Linked DNA regions of Mus musculus: region 2 is linked to region 1. The links are chromatin loops, found by intact Hi-C in ENCODE. Cell type or tissue: heart. All regions are shown on one strand.

Region 1 (8,000 bases):
TGAATGGCCCCTCCGAGAGGCTTTAGTGGGTAAGTGGGAGGGGCATCTAGAGAGATCTAGGGGAGAGCCAAGAGTGCCCCAAGGTTTGAAGTAAGCTATAAATGAGAATCTGAGTATAAGAATCTGAACGCTGTCAAGAGGTCAAGAGGTCGAGAGAATTTGGAGATCCTAAAGAAATTCAAGATTCTGGGAGTCTGAGGGGCTAGAAGGGTTTGGAGTATCTAAGGGAATTAAGAATTCAGAAATATTCTGGGATGTTTTCTAAGGTCATGAGCAATTTAGGAACCAGCTTCACAGCCCCGCCCCCTTTCCTGGTGGCTCACAGATGCAGCTGCTGCGGGAAGAGTCCAGGAGGAAACCGTCCGGACATACACACGTGTAGCCGCCACGAGTGTTGGCACACTCCCCGTGTTGGCAACGCCCACCGGTGGCGCACTCATCCACATCTGCAAGAGTTGAGGAAGTTTTTGGCGAGTCTGGGACTACTAAACCCCTGGCAGCCCAACCTTGAAAGACTAGCCCTCGGTTCCCTGCCCCCTGCCGGGCCTTACCTACACAGGACCCATTAACTCTCTCGAAGCCGGGTGGACAAGGTCCATTTGGGCCACTCACTTGGTTGGAGTTCCCTGTGGAGAAAGGAGGGATGGGAGCGGGGACAGATTGGCAGAGAGATAACCAGGCAATTTTGAAGAAGAAATGGGAGTGAAGTGTGGTTTGAACTACCGAGTCAGCCTGGCAGCTCAGTAAGTAAGATCGGAGGCTCTCGAAATGCACGATAAGACAAAGGCACAAAGGCCGTTAGAAAAGTGACCGAAATCAGAAAATGGGATAAATGGTATAGAAAAACCTAGATAGACATGACCACCCACAAGGTAGGTAGATATAGCTAGATCTTGTGACTAGGGTTTATCTGTGCCCGGAGGAGAAGAGGCGAGGTTTGGGGACGACCCAGGCCTTCTTACTCAGGTGTTCCGCGCACGGGTGACAATCATGAACACCCCAGGCCAAGCCCTCTCCTCGGCAGCAGACTTCCTGCGTCCGGAGCCCTGGCAGCGGCGATGCACACTGTAGAAGAAGTGAGGCGTGAGCGCGCCCCCGCGTGGTGGCATTTTTAAGGGATTTCCCCCTACCCTCACCCGCCGGCCTCGGCTCACTTCGCTTCCGCGCAGTTCTCTAAAACAGTAACCGAAGCCGGAGGCGTCTGAGTAGCCGTCCTCGCGTGGCGCGCTCTGTGCCAGCACTGTGTAGGGCGCCGCCGCCTCGGCCCGTGCCGCCGCTTCAGCCCTGGCTAGGGCTTCAGGGTTCGCCTCCTCCCAGGGGCCCGACACACGTTCCACTTGGTGCACCACCACTGATGCCTCCTGAGGGTGCTCCACGTGCACGCTCACCATCGATGCTACTCCTGAGCAGAGGCAAGATGGACAATGGGATATATCTACACGAGCTCTGACTTGCTAGGAGTAGATTGGAGAGGTGAGCTGAGGATGGGTACTTTATATTGGGAGGTGGGGGTGGGGTGGCGTGGTAATGTAATATGGCCTGCAATTTTCAGTGATCCTCCTGCCTCTGCATCCCGAGTGGTGGGATTACAGGTGGAAGCCACCAAACCGATCTTAGGAGGGTAGCAGAGAAGGCAACAAACTTGGTCAGAGAACGGTCAGGTTCTTGAGGAAAGCGGGATCAGAGGCCCTTTGGCTAAATTCTCCTCACCGTGTTCATCATCGCGGTGGTTGGCTAGTGGCATTGTATAAACGGAGCGGGTAAGGCCCGGCATGGCTGGGGCCGGGGGCCGGGCCCCCGAAGAATGCAATTGGCAGAATTTGCCAGCGAAGTCCGGGGGGCAAAGGCAGCGATCAGGCTTCACACACACACCACCGTTGTGACAGATCAAGGGACATAGGACTGAGAAGAAAGCAAGGATACAAAATATCAGTACTGTGCCTGGCAGACAGCTAACTCAGTACCCAGCACTGAAACGAGGGCCTCAAGGTACACCATCCTTACATCTCTCCATCGTAGGTGACTTTTCCCGTTTGTTTGCTTTTGTTTTAAGATAGGGACTAATGTAGCCCAGGCTAGTCTCGAAAACTCACTATATAGCCAATGCTTTAACTCTTGACTCCTGACTCCGCTTCCCAATTTTTGGGATTATAGCAGTATGCTACCACAACAACCTTCCCCAAATCTGGCTGACTATGTCGGGTGGGTCAAGTCGCGCGACTATCACATAGTCCCGCCTTTTAGGTGGGTTTACTCAGCCTCCTCCCTCTATTTCATTCTCCTTCCCATTTTCTGTTTAAGTTCGGGCGTCCCAGCCCCGCCCAAACAGTGATATTCCCGCCCACTGGATTACCTTCGCTCAAAACAAACCGAAGTTTCCCTTTTGTGTCTCAGCTGGAATCCAAAAAGTTCAGGCTTTTCCCATTGGCTAGGCACCCCTTTCTAGTCCCGCCCACATGGCCTTCTACCTGACATTGTAAACTCCGCCTAACCCAGGTACCTTAGCCTTAGCCCCGCCTACTCACTTTCCTCCCTCTGATTTGCTCCGAATCACGCCCCTCCCACTCTTGGGCGAGCTAGGCGCCTTAGCCCCGCCCACAGCCAGCTTTTCAGCCTTCCCTCCCGGCCTCCGGTAGCATCGGGCGGGGCAACTAGCGGGGACGCGCCTCTACTCCCCTCCGCGCGCCCTCTCTGGGCCCTTGGCCACCTCTGGGCGGGGCACTGCCAGCTGTGCGGTGGGGTAAACAAAGAAAGGGGTGCAGCGGAGGCAGGGCGTCGTCTCCGCATTCCGGACCCTTGGGGAGCCCCGGACTGCTGAGCCAAAGGAGGCCGGACGTGTCTTTCGAGGGCACCCCCCTCCCTTCCTCCCATGGGGCTGCCGAAAACAGCTGGAGACAGCTGCACTCAGGGGAAGGAGGGAGCAGACAGCCCGGGCTGTCCTGGGAGGTGTGTGTGTGTGTGTGTGTGTGATTTTCTGAGCCACAGCCATACAAAAGGAGGCAGAGGGGAGCCACCTCAGTCTAGACGAATCAAGGGACAGGCGTCTTTGGAAGATATGAGCATGGAGGCAGTACTCTGAGGTTCAAAGAAAACCCAAGTTTTCTAGGAGGCAGGGTGAGGCTAGCTCAGAACAAATCTAGGCTCTCAACCAAGAGTCTTTCAAGTCCTTTCGGAGAGTTGCCTAGAAAACAGGACTAGTACTTTCTGGAGGCGGGGGTGTGGCCCATGTGAGGGAGCTGAGGACAAGGAGAAGTGGAGTCTGATCGTTTCTAGCACGTTAAAACTCTCAAGTTGCGGGGACCTTAGGAATCGCTGGAAAGTCCTACTCCTCCCTAGCCAAGGATCTGGTTGCCCCGAGTCTTGATTAATGGCCCTGTGTGGATAGGTCTGGGAAGGCTACCTTAGAAAGAGAAGGAAAAATGAAGCTACGTGGGAAGAGAATCGGGGGAGATGTTGGAGGGGGAGAAGTATCTCCACTTAAGGCTCATGCTTGAATGTTTCAGGGGAAGCGAGAAGCCGCTGGGTGACAATATTAGAATTCTCCTGGGAGGGGCGCAGCTTGGAGGAGTACCTCCAAAGAGGGAGAAGAAACTGGGCTGGAGGAGTTCCTGTAGTGTTTGCCCCTGGGTGAAGAGGGACCTTTGGATCCGGGATCCAAAAACCCGGATTTCCTGTCAGGAGCGTTAAACCTGGACTCCAGGTACCTTAATTTTTTTTTTTTTTTTAAGGGCAGAGCTTAAGAAGGGCTCAGCAAAGAAGCAAGATTGGAAAAATGGAAGTGTCTCAGATGGGAGGAAGCCACCACGTTTAGGGGCATTTCTTAGTCTCTTAAGTCATTTCACTGCCTGCCCTTGCCTTGAATACAGACTCCCAGCTCAGGGTGCCCATATCAGAGGGCTTGCTGCTAAATGGGCAAAACTAACTTCATGTCCCACAACATTGGAAGAACAGGAAGCTAAGGACATAGGGGTCTTGCCGAGGTCAGCCCGCCTTCACATGTTCCTCCTTGTGCCTCCAGGGGTTTGGCACCCGTCTGGGCACGGCGCCTGGCACGGGCGAGTTGGGGCTGGGCCGGGAGAGAGTGAAGGAAGGAGGGAGGAAGGGGCGGAGAGAGGGAGTGGTAGCGGGCGGGGGCTCGGGCGGGAGATGAGCTCACGCCGGCCGGGTTGGGCTGGCTGGGGGCCAGCCTGGGCGAGTTCTCGGCGCCAGGGGCCCCACTCCCCATTCCGGAGGGCGTAAGGGGTGAGAAGCAATGAAAACCCGACCCCCAAGTCCATCCCCACACTCTGGGCTAGCAGGTGGCGCACCCTCCTGACCTCACCTGAACCCCAGAATGCTCCCCTTGTCTAGAGGAAGCTGAAGCGCAAGCCGGTCCCTTCCTCCCCCAGGGGGCGCCCTTTCCTCAGGCCTCCTATCTGGATATCTGTCGCACGTGGAACCGCTGTAACTCAGGTCTTGCCGAAAGGCACCCCGTCTTTCCTGGGTCCCCTCCCGCTTAGCTCTTCATCACAAGCAGTCCCATGCCAGACTTTCCTAGTCTTCCCCCACTCAAAGACAGACCTAGAAACTTGAGATATGCCCCACCACCCCATGCGACTCTGAAACACTCCTTGCTGACCCACTACGCACAGTCTGCGAATTTGGGCCCCATCTCAAAAGTTCCCAGATCCTAAGATCCTCGCCTTGACTGAAAGGGATGAAAGCTAGTCTCAGTCCGTTCACGTGGGACACCACAGTTCCAAAAACACTCAATGCTCCTGAAATCAGCGCCCTGGAGATCCACTCCCCAAATAAGGAATTCAGAGCCCCCTTCCTCAAAGACCCCACGGAGTCCCCAGCATTTCTGTACATGGAATCTGGGCTCCTGCTCCCTAAGGCATTGTCTCCAGGGTCCTCCCTCCGGGCACTCCTCCCTTGGGAGCACCATCCCGCACTCACAGGCGCGGAAGCCGGGTCCCCCCGGGGCCGCCCCGCCGGGCGCGCCGCTGTCCACGCTGGTGGCGTTGCGGGGCGCGCAGGTCGGGGTACAGCGGGAGCCAGTGGGCCCGTGGATGCAACGCAGGCCGCACACAGCGGGGGTGAAGCGCACGCGAAGACGCTCTCGGGGTCGGCCCAGTACGGGCTGCGGCCCCAGCTGCGCCAGCAGCACCAATAGCGACACCCAGAGCAGCTGCGCGCCGCCCGCCATGGCTGCAGCGCCGCGCTCCACCGCGCCGCCGCCCCAGCCCGCCCGAGGGGCCCGGCCGCGCCCGCCCGCTCGCCCGCCCGCCCGCGGGGGAGGGCGGCCGCGCCCCCGCTCAGCCCCCCCTCCCCATCGCTCCCTCCCGGGCGGCCGCGCGGGGGCGCGTGGGGCTGGGCGCTTAGCCAGAGGCGCGAAGGCTGGGCGCTAGACTCGCAGGGGGGAGGGGAGGGCGCCCCCTCTGCTCCCACCCGTGCTCCAACAAGTGGATGGGGCCTATGGGGAGTAGCAGGGAAGGGAACAGGTGGGGGCGGGCGGGTTTGCTCCCAGAGAGAGTTGAATCCATTGAGAGGAAATCCATTAGAGTAATGGGGGCCGCATTTGGGGAGCCAGCTGAAGACTGATCCTCTGACCAGGCACGGGGGTAGGGGGTGGGGGGGAAGAGGCTTCATCTAGATAGAGGACAAGGATGGCACATTTGGGCAGCAAGATGGTACATCTGTGGGTGACGAGAAGGGTCGGTGTACAGGACACATAAAGGAATTAGAGGAGCTGAATTCTGGAGAGGAGACTAAGGCGCTTACACCTGAAGACGCCACAGCACACCAAGACTCTCTACACCTGGTGGGAGAGGTCAGAATGAATAAAGCTGTGGGCGGGGGTCCTCACATCTGGCCTGGGGCACACATCTGGAAAACCTTAGGAAGGAGGGGGATGCATCTGGGCTGAAGGCCACACAGCAGGAGAGGGCTTCTGAGGGTAGTTGAGTCTATAGAGTGCTCTAATCTGGGGTACCGGGCTGTAGTAAAAGTAGGGTCAAGGGACGGTCTGGCATGTAAGAGGGAAAGGTCTTTGGCCCCCAGCCGTCCCGCAATCTTGGGCATTTTGTGCCGGGGCAGGCGCCAACCCGCACAATCGCTTTTGTTGTCTGGACTGGTTCAGCCTCGCTCTCTGCTGGGCGAGTTGCCCCCCTCTTCAGCCACGGGAGCCCGGACGCCTGGCTTCCCGGCCCCACCCTGATGGGTCAGCGCCTTTGGCCTGCGTCTAGTTCTGTCCCTGGCTCACCTCATACTGCCGGACGCAGGGGTCCCTAGAGGTGGCCGCATCCTGGGGAGTGGGGTGGACCAAGCTACAATAGGGGACTGGTAGGCGGCGGCAGCACCGTGGGAACCAGACGGCTTTATCTGGCCCGGAACCACCCCCCTCCACCCCCTACACGGAGGAAGGGCGGATGTTCTTACCCCGGGCCTGGCCGGCAGGGGCGCGATGTGGGGGCCTTCTTTTCAGCAATGCCCGGGCCCACGGCCCTCGGGGCCGCCTTTGCCTCAGCAGAGCTCGGGCCTCCTGCAAACTAGGTGGAAGAGGGTGGAAGAGGCTGTCACTACTATTAAATTGGCCTCCTCACCTCAAGGGGGGGGGGAACCCTCCTAAGCCAGGAGCACTTCCAGGAGTGGGTTTGCCCAACATTGCCCCCAGCCCTTTTATTGGGAGCAAGGCTTGGGATATCTTTAGAGAAATACTTTCAGAGAAAGGACTATGGAAGAAGAAAAAAAAAAAAAGGGTATGGAAAGAGAAGCGATATGAGATGGATGGGAAGGGAAAAGTGGGTGGGGCGTAGAGACAGAAACAGATCAAGAAGCAAAGACCCAATGATTCAGCCAGGCAAGGAAGAATAAACAGAAACACAGACAATGAGTTAATAGTGAAAGGCCAGTGTGCGTGTGCGTGCGTGCGTGTGTGTGTGTGTGTGTGTGTGTGTGTGTGTGTGTGTGTGTTGGAAGGGGAGGAATTATATGCTTACGTCAGTGGCTGCCAGTTGAGGGATACCTGACTCTTCTCCACGGGACTGCGGCTGGGGCTGGGCACCGAAGGTGTTGGGGTCAGGCACCCCTCTAGACCTGTGCACTTGGCAGGTGGGCAGTTCCGGACCCTGCAGGAAGCTTTAGAGACAATCAGGGATTCAGTAGAAAAGCAGGGCCAAGCCTCTGCCATCGTCCATCTCTTCATTTTGGATGACGCTGGGGACCCATACCCATACCCCACCTGGAAGAACCCACCTCGGGTGCAGCGGCTACTCTTAGGTGTCTGGTCTAGGCAGCAGTGACAGGCAGCAACACTGTAAATAGGAGAGTGGGACTGTTCAGGCCTCAGAACAAAGGAGAGCAGGGGTGGAGGACAGAGGAGAAACCAAGACAAGATTCAAGGGAATTCCAAGCACTCATTACTATCATTATTTTGAGACAAGGTCTAGAATGTACTGTGTAGCCCAGGTAGCCCTCAAACTCACGACAATCCTCCTGCTTCATTCTCCACTAAAGCTAAAGTTACATACATAAGCCATCACGCCAGGCTTAAAATTATTTCAAGAGACTTTCAAAGGAGAGTTCTAAGCGAATCTACAAGCCTGGACTGTCTGGGATCTAGAACTCCGCCCACTAATTCGAGGAGAGTGGAGGCTCAGACGCCATCCTAACATCGAACAGTAGGTGGCGCTACATGCACAGACCTCGGCGGCTGTGCACTGCGGTGTCGCCTTAGACTACGGGTCCAGCACAGTGCTGAGGTGGTAGGGATACCGAAGTCCAGAATTGGGAATCCCGAGGCCTGAATTTTATCCAGTTCCCGCCTTTCTAGGATGTACGTCCTGGGACCAGCGTCTCCTGGTCCTTGAACTTCAATGTCCGAGAGGAAAGGGTCTTTTCCGGATATGTCTCAGTGCCACTGGGTCTCAGCCGCGACCCTTCAGCGGTACTGCCAGAGCGTCGTCACCCAGGGGCCCCCCAGACAAGTCCATTATCCCCAAGTTAGAGGGGGGGGTGAG
Region 2 (8,000 bases), 260 kb after region 1:
TGTTGTTTTTTGTTGTTTTTTTGGATATTTGCGACAGGGTTTCTCTGTATAGCTCTGGCTGTCCAGGACAGCCAAGGCTACATGAAGAAACCCTGTCTTGAAAAACCAAAAAAAAAAAAAAAAAAAAGAAAGAAATCTTGCCTTTTATAATTAAAAAAAAAAAGAATGACCAGCTCATATATATGGTGCCATCTTGTGGCAAGAGCATAAATATAACTAATACATACTAATACATTTCCTTACTGGTTAAGTAGTTGACTCTTTTTAGGGGGAGGGGCAGAGTTTGTAACAGCAATCAATAGGACTCTTCTTGAGAAGAGTTCGCTGTGTAGTGCTAGCTACCCTGGAACTCACTATATAGTTCTTGTTCATTTTGTTTCTGGTTTTTAGGAACTGAGTGCAGTGGTGCAGCACTTACTTGAGTTGCTAAGGTAGGAGGACTGTCGAGTTAGCTGCCAGATGGGGCATGGTAGTGCACCTTTAGTCCCACCACTTGGGAGACAGACGTAAGCAGACCACTGAGTTCAAGGCCAGTCTGATCTACTTACTGAGTTCCAAGTCAGCCAGTTCTACAGAATAAGATACACTTGATTTTCAACTATTTTACATTTTTAAATTAATTTTTACTTTTATCTGCATTTTTTTTATGCTGAATTTATTCCCATGTGGTACATTTTTGTTTCGCCTGGGATAGCTTTTTATTTCTGTGCGACTTCCTCTTCTGGCTTTGGAACGATTGTTCCTTCTCAGTGAGGATCATCTCACTGTGGCAGGGGGAGCTCATGTGTGGGTTAATCCAGCCATGAGCTCTGTAGGTTCGTCGGCGCATCTTAGGTGCCTTGTTCACCTGGATGTGTTCAATGACTAGAGAATCTACGTCTAAACCCCTAAGTTCAGGGTTACTCTCCGCATTGCTAAGCATGTGCTGCAAACATTCAGCAGTCTGTTTTGGCCACTGACCCTGTGTAGCCCCATTGGTTGGCCTGGGAATACCTACACTCCACCATTATAGGACATTGCTTCTTTAAAGTGACATCCTTCAGACACTTGGTGACTTCCCACATATGCCTACCCTTGATGGCCTGGCAGTTTCACCAGTGTTCTTAAACTGAACATGAAGATTTGAACTTGTTTATTTGCATGATTTTGTAGGAGTTTCTGGGTCAGTAGAGTAGCAAGCCATCTTCATAGGTCACCTCAGAATGCTTATAGGAAGAACCATTTTATCTCTTAAAAAGAATCTGGGGTCTCTTAGTTTAAGTGTTTTGTCTGTGTGTGTGTGTACCATGTGCACGGTTGGTGCTCTCAAAGATCAGAAGAGAGTTGTAAACTGGTATGTGGGTGTTGGAAATAGAACCAAGGTTATCTTCAAGAGTAATAAGTGGGGGCTGGTGAGATGGCTCAGCGGTTAAGAGCACCGACTGCTCTTCCAGAGGTCCTGAGTTCAAATCCCAGCAACCACATGGTGGCTCACAACCATCCGTAATGAGATCTGATGCCCTCCTTTGGTGTGTCTGAAGACAGCTACAGTGTACTCATATAAATATAATAAATCTTTAAAATAAATAAATAAAACAATAAATTAAAAAAAGAGTAATAAGTGTTCTTAACTTGTGGCAGGATCTCAGTGTAGCCCTGGCTTGGCTGGAGCTCCCAGGGATCCGCCTGCCCCTGCCTCCCGAGTGTTGGGATTAAAGATTTACTGCACTTTATAGTGTGTTTGTGTGCCGTGGTGTACATGTGAGGTCAGAGAACAATTGGAGGGTGTCTGTTCTCCTTCCACCATATTAGTCCCAAGGGATTACATTTAGGTTATTAGGCTTGGCAAACAGGTATGTACACCCGCTGAGGCACCTGTGAGCCCCTCATATGACCTGGGTAAAGTGGCATCTCTGTAATCCCAGCACTTGCCTAGGCTGGCATAGGAGGATTTTTATGAGCTCAAGGCTACATGGCTTTTTCCCAAAACGAAAACATTTCCCTCTGCTTACAGAAAAACAAACAAACGAAAAAAAAAAAAAGGTATGTGGGATCTGAGAGCTGAAGTTCAGTTCTCTGGGGATCAGGGGTTGTTCTTAACTGCTAAGCCCCCCAGCCACCCATTAATGTTGAAATAAAATACTAATAAAAAAGCCTCCAGCAAGCCGGGCGTGGTGGCGCACGCCTTTAATCCCAGCACTCTGGAGGCAGAGGCAGAGGCAGGCGGATTTCTGAGTTCGAGGCCAGCCTGGTCTACAGAGTGAGTTCCAGGACAGCCAGGGCTACATGGAGAAACCCTGTCTCGAGAAACCCTGTCTCGAAAAACCAAAAAAAAAAAAAAAAAAAAAAAAAAGCCTCCAGCTTTTGCAAGGACTTGAGTCTGGCTGGGAGCTCCCCATGGCGCTGACTACAGTGGTCAGAAGCTGTAGCTCCAGTCTGATGCTCTCCTCTCTGGCTCCTCACTTGCATCTACTCCATCCCCAATAATTAAGGGAAACCTTGAAATTTCAAGGTCTTACTATGAATCCCAATCTGGCATGGAATTCTTAGTCCTCTTGTTTCAGGGTCTGCAGAGGTGGGTTACAGCCGTGCAACCTATATACCTTTTTTTCTGTGAGCGATTTTCTGTGGTTTTAAGTCTTACATGGGCTCAAGTTACTCCATATGAGAAATTATAAGTCCCACATTTATTTAGATATATATCATGTGCAAGTGACATTAATATTTTGAAGTCACAGTTTAATAAGAACTGTTTTCGTAAGATAATCCAAGGTTATTTGTGTTTTGAAGATGTGGATTCTTGAGATGTGGATACAGAAGTCAGCCCATAGTTACAGAAGAGGATATTCTAATGTGGGGTTATGTGGCTCAAAGCTTGAGTGCAACATCTTTTTTTTTTTTTGAGACAAGGTCTAGCTGGCCTGCCCCAACATCCAGAATGATGCAGTAACAGACCTGTTGCCATACCCTGCTTTGTGCTTGATCTTAACTAACTTGTTTTGGGTCTCTATAAGTAAGCATCTAGGAGCCTGGCAGTGGCAGGCCAGGCCTTTAATCCTATTGCTCAGAAGGCAGAAGCAGGCAGATCTCTGAGTTCAAGACAGCTTGGTCTACAGGGCGAGTTTCAGGACAGCCAGGGCTATACACAGAAACCCTGTCTCGAAAAACCAAAAAAAAAAAAAAAGTCAGGCTGGTAAGATGGCTCAGCGGTTAAGAACACTAACTGCTCTTCCAGAGGTCCTGAGTTCAAGTCCCAGCAATCACATGGTGGCTCACTACCATCTATAAGGGGATCTGATGCCCTCTTCTGGCCTGCAGATCAGAGCACTCATACATTAAGTTAAAAAAAAAAAAAAAAAAAAAAAGAAAGAAAAAAAGAAAGTCTAGGACAGTGTTTCTCAGTCTACCTAATGTGACTCTTTAATACAGTTCCTCATGTGGTGATCCCCCAAACATAAAATTATTTTCGTTGTCACTTCATAACTAATTTTGCTATTCTTATGAATCATAATGTAAATATCTGAATTTTCCGATGATCTTAGGCAACCCCTGTGAGAGGTTCCCAAGTGAAGAACCGCTGGTCTAGGAACTAGGAAGGCAGGAAAGAGAAGAATAAAACAAGATCAAAGCATATGTAAATAAAGCCCTTTGATTGCCGGGAAGTAATCACTGGGCCTTCGGGGAAAGCCTACTTGTTGGTGTCCTACTGCGCATGTGTAATGCTACCCCCCCCTCCGCCCCCCCAGCTCAGAACGGGGCTCTTAAAAAAAATAAATAAATAAAAAGTTAACGTGACGGGTGCCTAAAGTACGCAGGCGCGCTGCCTTGAGCCTGCCTGCCTCCTAGTTCCTGCGCTTGCGGTCTGATGTTTTCTGAGGCCATTCCCTTGGTCTACTACGTCAGTTCCTGTTTGTGGCTGGAAAAGGCGGTATTTCCGGCCAGCGGGTGGGAGGGGGCTGTGAGTGGGGGCTGGGGGCTGGGGGGAGGGGGCGGGGGGGCCCGCGCTGCGCGAGCCGTTGGGCCTGACTCCGAGAAGGCGTCGCCGCCGCCAGCACTGCCGCCGTTGCTGCCGCCAGTTCATAAATAAGGAGCGGGAACGAGCTCAGCGTGGCGATGGGCGGGGGTAGAGCCCGGCCGGAGAGGCTGGGCGGCCGCCGGTGACAGGTGAGTACGCCAGCGCGTGTCCCCAAGCGCCCTCCCCTCCGCGATGGTCGCGTCCTGGCCCCCCGTGGGGCCTCGCTGGGCCGTACCACCCGTGCCCGCCTGGCGGGGACCACGGACCTGGAGGCTCCCCCCCTCTTCCGGAACGGAGTGGGGGCGCCTGCTGCGGGGCTGGGGGGGACAAACCCAGAGGGACGCGGGGCGGGTGCCGTGGTCCATACCACTGCGGCGGCGGGGGGAGCTCTCTCTGAGTGTGCGGGCTGGGGGCTGCCCTCGGGGACATCGGGGGAGACAGCTCCTTCTCTGTGGTGCCAGCCTGTCCAGCTTTTGAGGCGCTCACCGTGTCAAGTGCCGCTTGGGTGCTTTGGGAGCCGTTCCTATAGTGCACTTAGAGGGATGGGAGCTTCTGGAGAGGGGTCTGGGCCCAGGGTGGCCGTGTTGGGGCAGTCAGGGTAGTACCACCTAGACACGAGAGAGCAGTCTTTGTACTTAGAGGAGAACAGGGTCGGGTGGAGGGCTGTGATGTTTATCATCTTTGAGGCACAGGGTGCTGGGAGGCCCGAGTGAGTGTTAAGGGGCGTACTTTTAGGGGTGTGATACTGAGTGGGCGAGGAGCGCTTTTCTCTTCCTGTAATATGCAGGGGTGGGCGTTTACACTCAGCTCACCCTTTCTTGAACTTCTTTATGACTTTGGGGAAAACGGGATCGTTACTGGGCTGCTTTTTATCATGGGGTTGTCCACTCACCACTCCAGAACCCTCTCAGATTATTTCTCTTTAAGGTGTGTGGGACATCCTTTGGCAAGTTCTTTGCTTCCGGGGGTGGAGATGTGTTTTAGAAGTCACTGAAGTTTTCTGATCTCTAGTCTGGCTCCCTACTAGGAAAGGGAGGGGCTATCGGGCTTGGATAAGGAGAAGTGCCTCTGGACCTGCCTGTCACCTTTTGGGCGGAAGGTGTGTTTTAAGGGACAGCTCTCTAGAGCGAAGTGGGGGGGGGGCATCTTTATTCTCAGAATTTGGGGCCCCTGTTTCTCTCATTTGGAGAACTTTTGGCACCTGGTGACAGGCCTCCCCCTGCTAGAAAACCATAGGTTCAGGTCAGGCTGATTTTTAGCCTGTTTACTATTCCCTCCTCAGAGATGCAGGTGAGAGTTCAGGTACTGCCTGGTGTCGTGGATATGGATGTGAAGGGGCCCACGTTTCTCCAGCCCTGGCCACGTGGCTGCTTGTGCCTCCCTGTTACCAGCTCAATCTAGAGTCCTGTTTACGCTCCTACTAGTTGAGTGATAACAGTTGGCCTCTTGGTGAGGTTGAGTGCTGTTTTCCCAGCTGTTCGCTCTGCAGAGGCCAAGGGTACTTGGAGGGGAGTGTACTTTATCCAGCTTGGTCTGACCTAGGGAGAAAGGCTACGTAATAGTGTTTGGGACTGCTTTAGGTTCCTCACAGACCTAGTTTCTTACTGTGGTCCCTAAGCAGGGAACCCCAGAAGTGTGTGGCCAGTGTCCTTGCTCCTTAGGCTAGCTTGTGATCTTGGCTTGCCCTGTAACCTTTGTCCTAGGTCTAAATTTCCTGGAGGATTGGCTGCAGGCCCTGATTGACCTAGCTGACAAGTCTGGTGATATGGTCAAGGGAACAGACAGTAGCCATTGATCTACAGCGTTGGTGTCCGTGCTTGCCGGCCTCAGTGCGGCGTGGTTCCCAGAGAGAAGGTGCAGGCAGTGGGTGTCCTCTAGGGTTTTCTCCACCAGGGATGGGCTTCTCGACCTCTCCAAGGAGCTTTCAGAAGGTTTGCCTGATAGAGTTAACAGGCGCTATAAAAGTAATGACCGTGAAATTGATAGCTGACCTTCACTCAGAGCATTCAGTGTGCCACACACTGTGGAGGATGCCTTGCGGTCTAGAGTAGCAGACTCTGTTGTCATGCTGTCCTTTTTAGTTGAGGAAACCGAGTCACAGGGCTGCACCATTTCAAGTGATAGTGGGTAGTATGTGCTATTTAGTAGTCCTATCATGCTAGGGATATGATAGGCCTTTTGCACATGGATGGCTTCATGTAAGTTTCAAATATTATAGTTGTGTACCTATCGTTCTGTCTACTTTATAGAGACCTAACAGTGAGGTAGGAATGTTATGCCCAGGTCACAGGTAAGGCAACCAAGGCACTGAGCCATTGTGGCTTCTGTTTGCGACTAACTACTCTGTGCCCAGCTTTGGGCTTGTGGCTTTATATAGCATTTTATTTCTTTTTGTTGAAGCAAAATTAGAAATTGCAGCCTGAAGGAGAAGGTGCTTTTTTCCAGGTCTGAATCAGACCCCTTGGAAGCCAGGCTGGGATTTAGACGCAGAGGTCCCAGGCTGCAGTGCTCTCTGCCCTCTTGAGCCTGGTTCTGGGTGTCTGCATTCTTTGGATGTTCCTGTACTTGAAAGTTTCAGCATTTCAGGTTTTTCGGGAGAAACTGGGGGACAGAACTGAATAAGACCTCTTTTAGCCCTGAGTACATGTGTGCTGGGGACAGAAGACGCTAGCAGGAGAGCCATTCCGCGAGGTGGTGAGAGCAGCTATGGACCCCAGTTAGAGGCAGGGTGAGCATGAGCTCTTCGGGCTGTGTGATTGGAGTGAGAATATCTACATGCAGTAGACTCCGAAGGCGCTCAGCTCCAGCTGCTGTGAAGAGCCAGTGAGTGACTTAACCGATCGATAGAAAGCTTCTACCATGGTGCCAAGCCATGGGAGTCTCTGCGGACACTCAGAACCTGCTGTAGGACGAGGCACCCACCTTATCCATCCCCTGCTTTCGCTTCTGTTAGGTGTCTAGGAATCCAACTCTGTCCAGTCTCCATCTAGACATTCAATGTCCTGGTTCCCAGCTTCTGTAAAGAGCTATGTTGGGCTGACAAGATGGCTCAGGGGGTGAAGACATTTGCTATTATGCAGGCCTTGCAACCTGTGTTCAATCCTCAGAACCCACATAAGGGTAGAAGGTCAGAACCAGCTCCACAGTCGTCCTCTGCATGTCACAGCATGTCCCCAACTATGTACATGTACATACACAATAATACACACAGTTTTCAAAAAGGCTATAGTGCAGTACTAAGCACTGAGTTCAAATCCAGCCTTCCAGGTGCTAGCTGTGTAGCTCTGAGTGGGCACTTCAGCCTTCTTGAAGCCTTATCTGAGTTCAGGGAGGACAATGCCTTCCTTAGGTGGCAACAGGGAATCCTAGATACTGCAGCCTCTTCTATGTCTGGCGCAAGTGATAGACAGGTATGTGCTCAGCGTGGCCTAGCAAATTATAATTCACTGCTGCTAGGATTCTGTGCCCTAGCTAGTTTGTAGTAGTTTGTCAGAGGACATCAGGAGAAAAGCAGGGCTGACGTTAGTCACTTTCCCAAATGTAGAGTCAAGGTGGCACACAGTAAAGTCAGCTAACAAGTGCCTCTCGGTACAAACTGTAGGTCCTTCCCACGTTCCAGAGTTGGTTCATACCTTTGTTTTGTGTGCTTTTTCTAAATCCCTGCCACAGTCATGGAGTGGTGGAAAGGTTGGGAGCAGGCAGGGTGTTGCATCAGGTGAAAATACTAGGGTACTGACAGAGTCCCAATTCTGTCCAACGTTGTACAGCATGTCTTTAATCCCAGCGCTGAAGAGACAGATGCTGGTGGGTCTCTGTGGGTTCCAGGCCAGTCTGATGTACATAGTATGTTCCAGATTAACCAGGACTACATAGTAACACCCTGTTTACAAAACACAAGTCTTTTGTGGAGCTGAAGGAAACCAACAGGAGGGTAAGCAAGGAATAGGTTAGCTGCTAGGTGGTGAATTTGGGTGAGGCCCTGGGGACCATCAGGAGCTTCTTTGCC

The links. Peaks named below come from ENCODE experiments on the same cell type or tissue, not always from the same donor. Only the 100,000 strongest peaks of a DNase experiment are listed, where the experiment ranks them.
Region 2: a loop joins it to region 1, with 2.7 times the contacts of the local background. A loop is called at or near these places in 3 of 42 quality-filtered maps.

The regions. Positions count from the first base shown.
Region 1 is chr7:27,328,417-27,336,416 of GRCm38, forward strand. It overlaps Ltbp4 (latent transforming growth factor beta binding protein 4), which reads right to left and starts at 5,232. Exons shown (of 30, transcript NM_001113549.1): 1 at 4,939-5,232; 2 at 1,711-1,902; 3 at 1,155-1,402; 4 at 963-1,065; 5 at 552-626; 6 at 324-446. The coding sequence starts at 5,188. It overlaps Gm30543 (a long non-coding RNA gene), which reads left to right and starts at 1,394. Exons shown (of 2, transcript XR_391221.3): 1 at 1,394-1,473. In heart, CTCF peaks have their summits at 1,110, 4,368 (motif pointing right), 6,431, 7,661 (motif pointing right) and 1 weaker place; DNase peaks (open chromatin) are centred at 2,735, 4,185, 4,255, 6,295 and 6 weaker places; H3K4me3 peaks cover 6,857 bases; H3K27ac peaks cover 2,968 bases; H3K27me3 peaks cover 7,479 bases.
Region 2 is chr7:27,587,737-27,595,736 of GRCm38, forward strand. Akt2 (thymoma viral proto-oncogene 2) reads left to right here and starts at 3,816. Exons shown (of 14, transcript NM_001110208.2): 1 at 3,816-4,143. It also overlaps the pseudogene Gm18046. In heart, CTCF peaks have their summits at 202 (motif pointing left), 3,289 (motif pointing left) and 4,232; DNase peaks (open chromatin) are centred at 3,845, 4,235, 5,025 and 5,465; H3K4me3 peaks cover 2,730 bases; H3K27ac peaks cover 4,106 bases.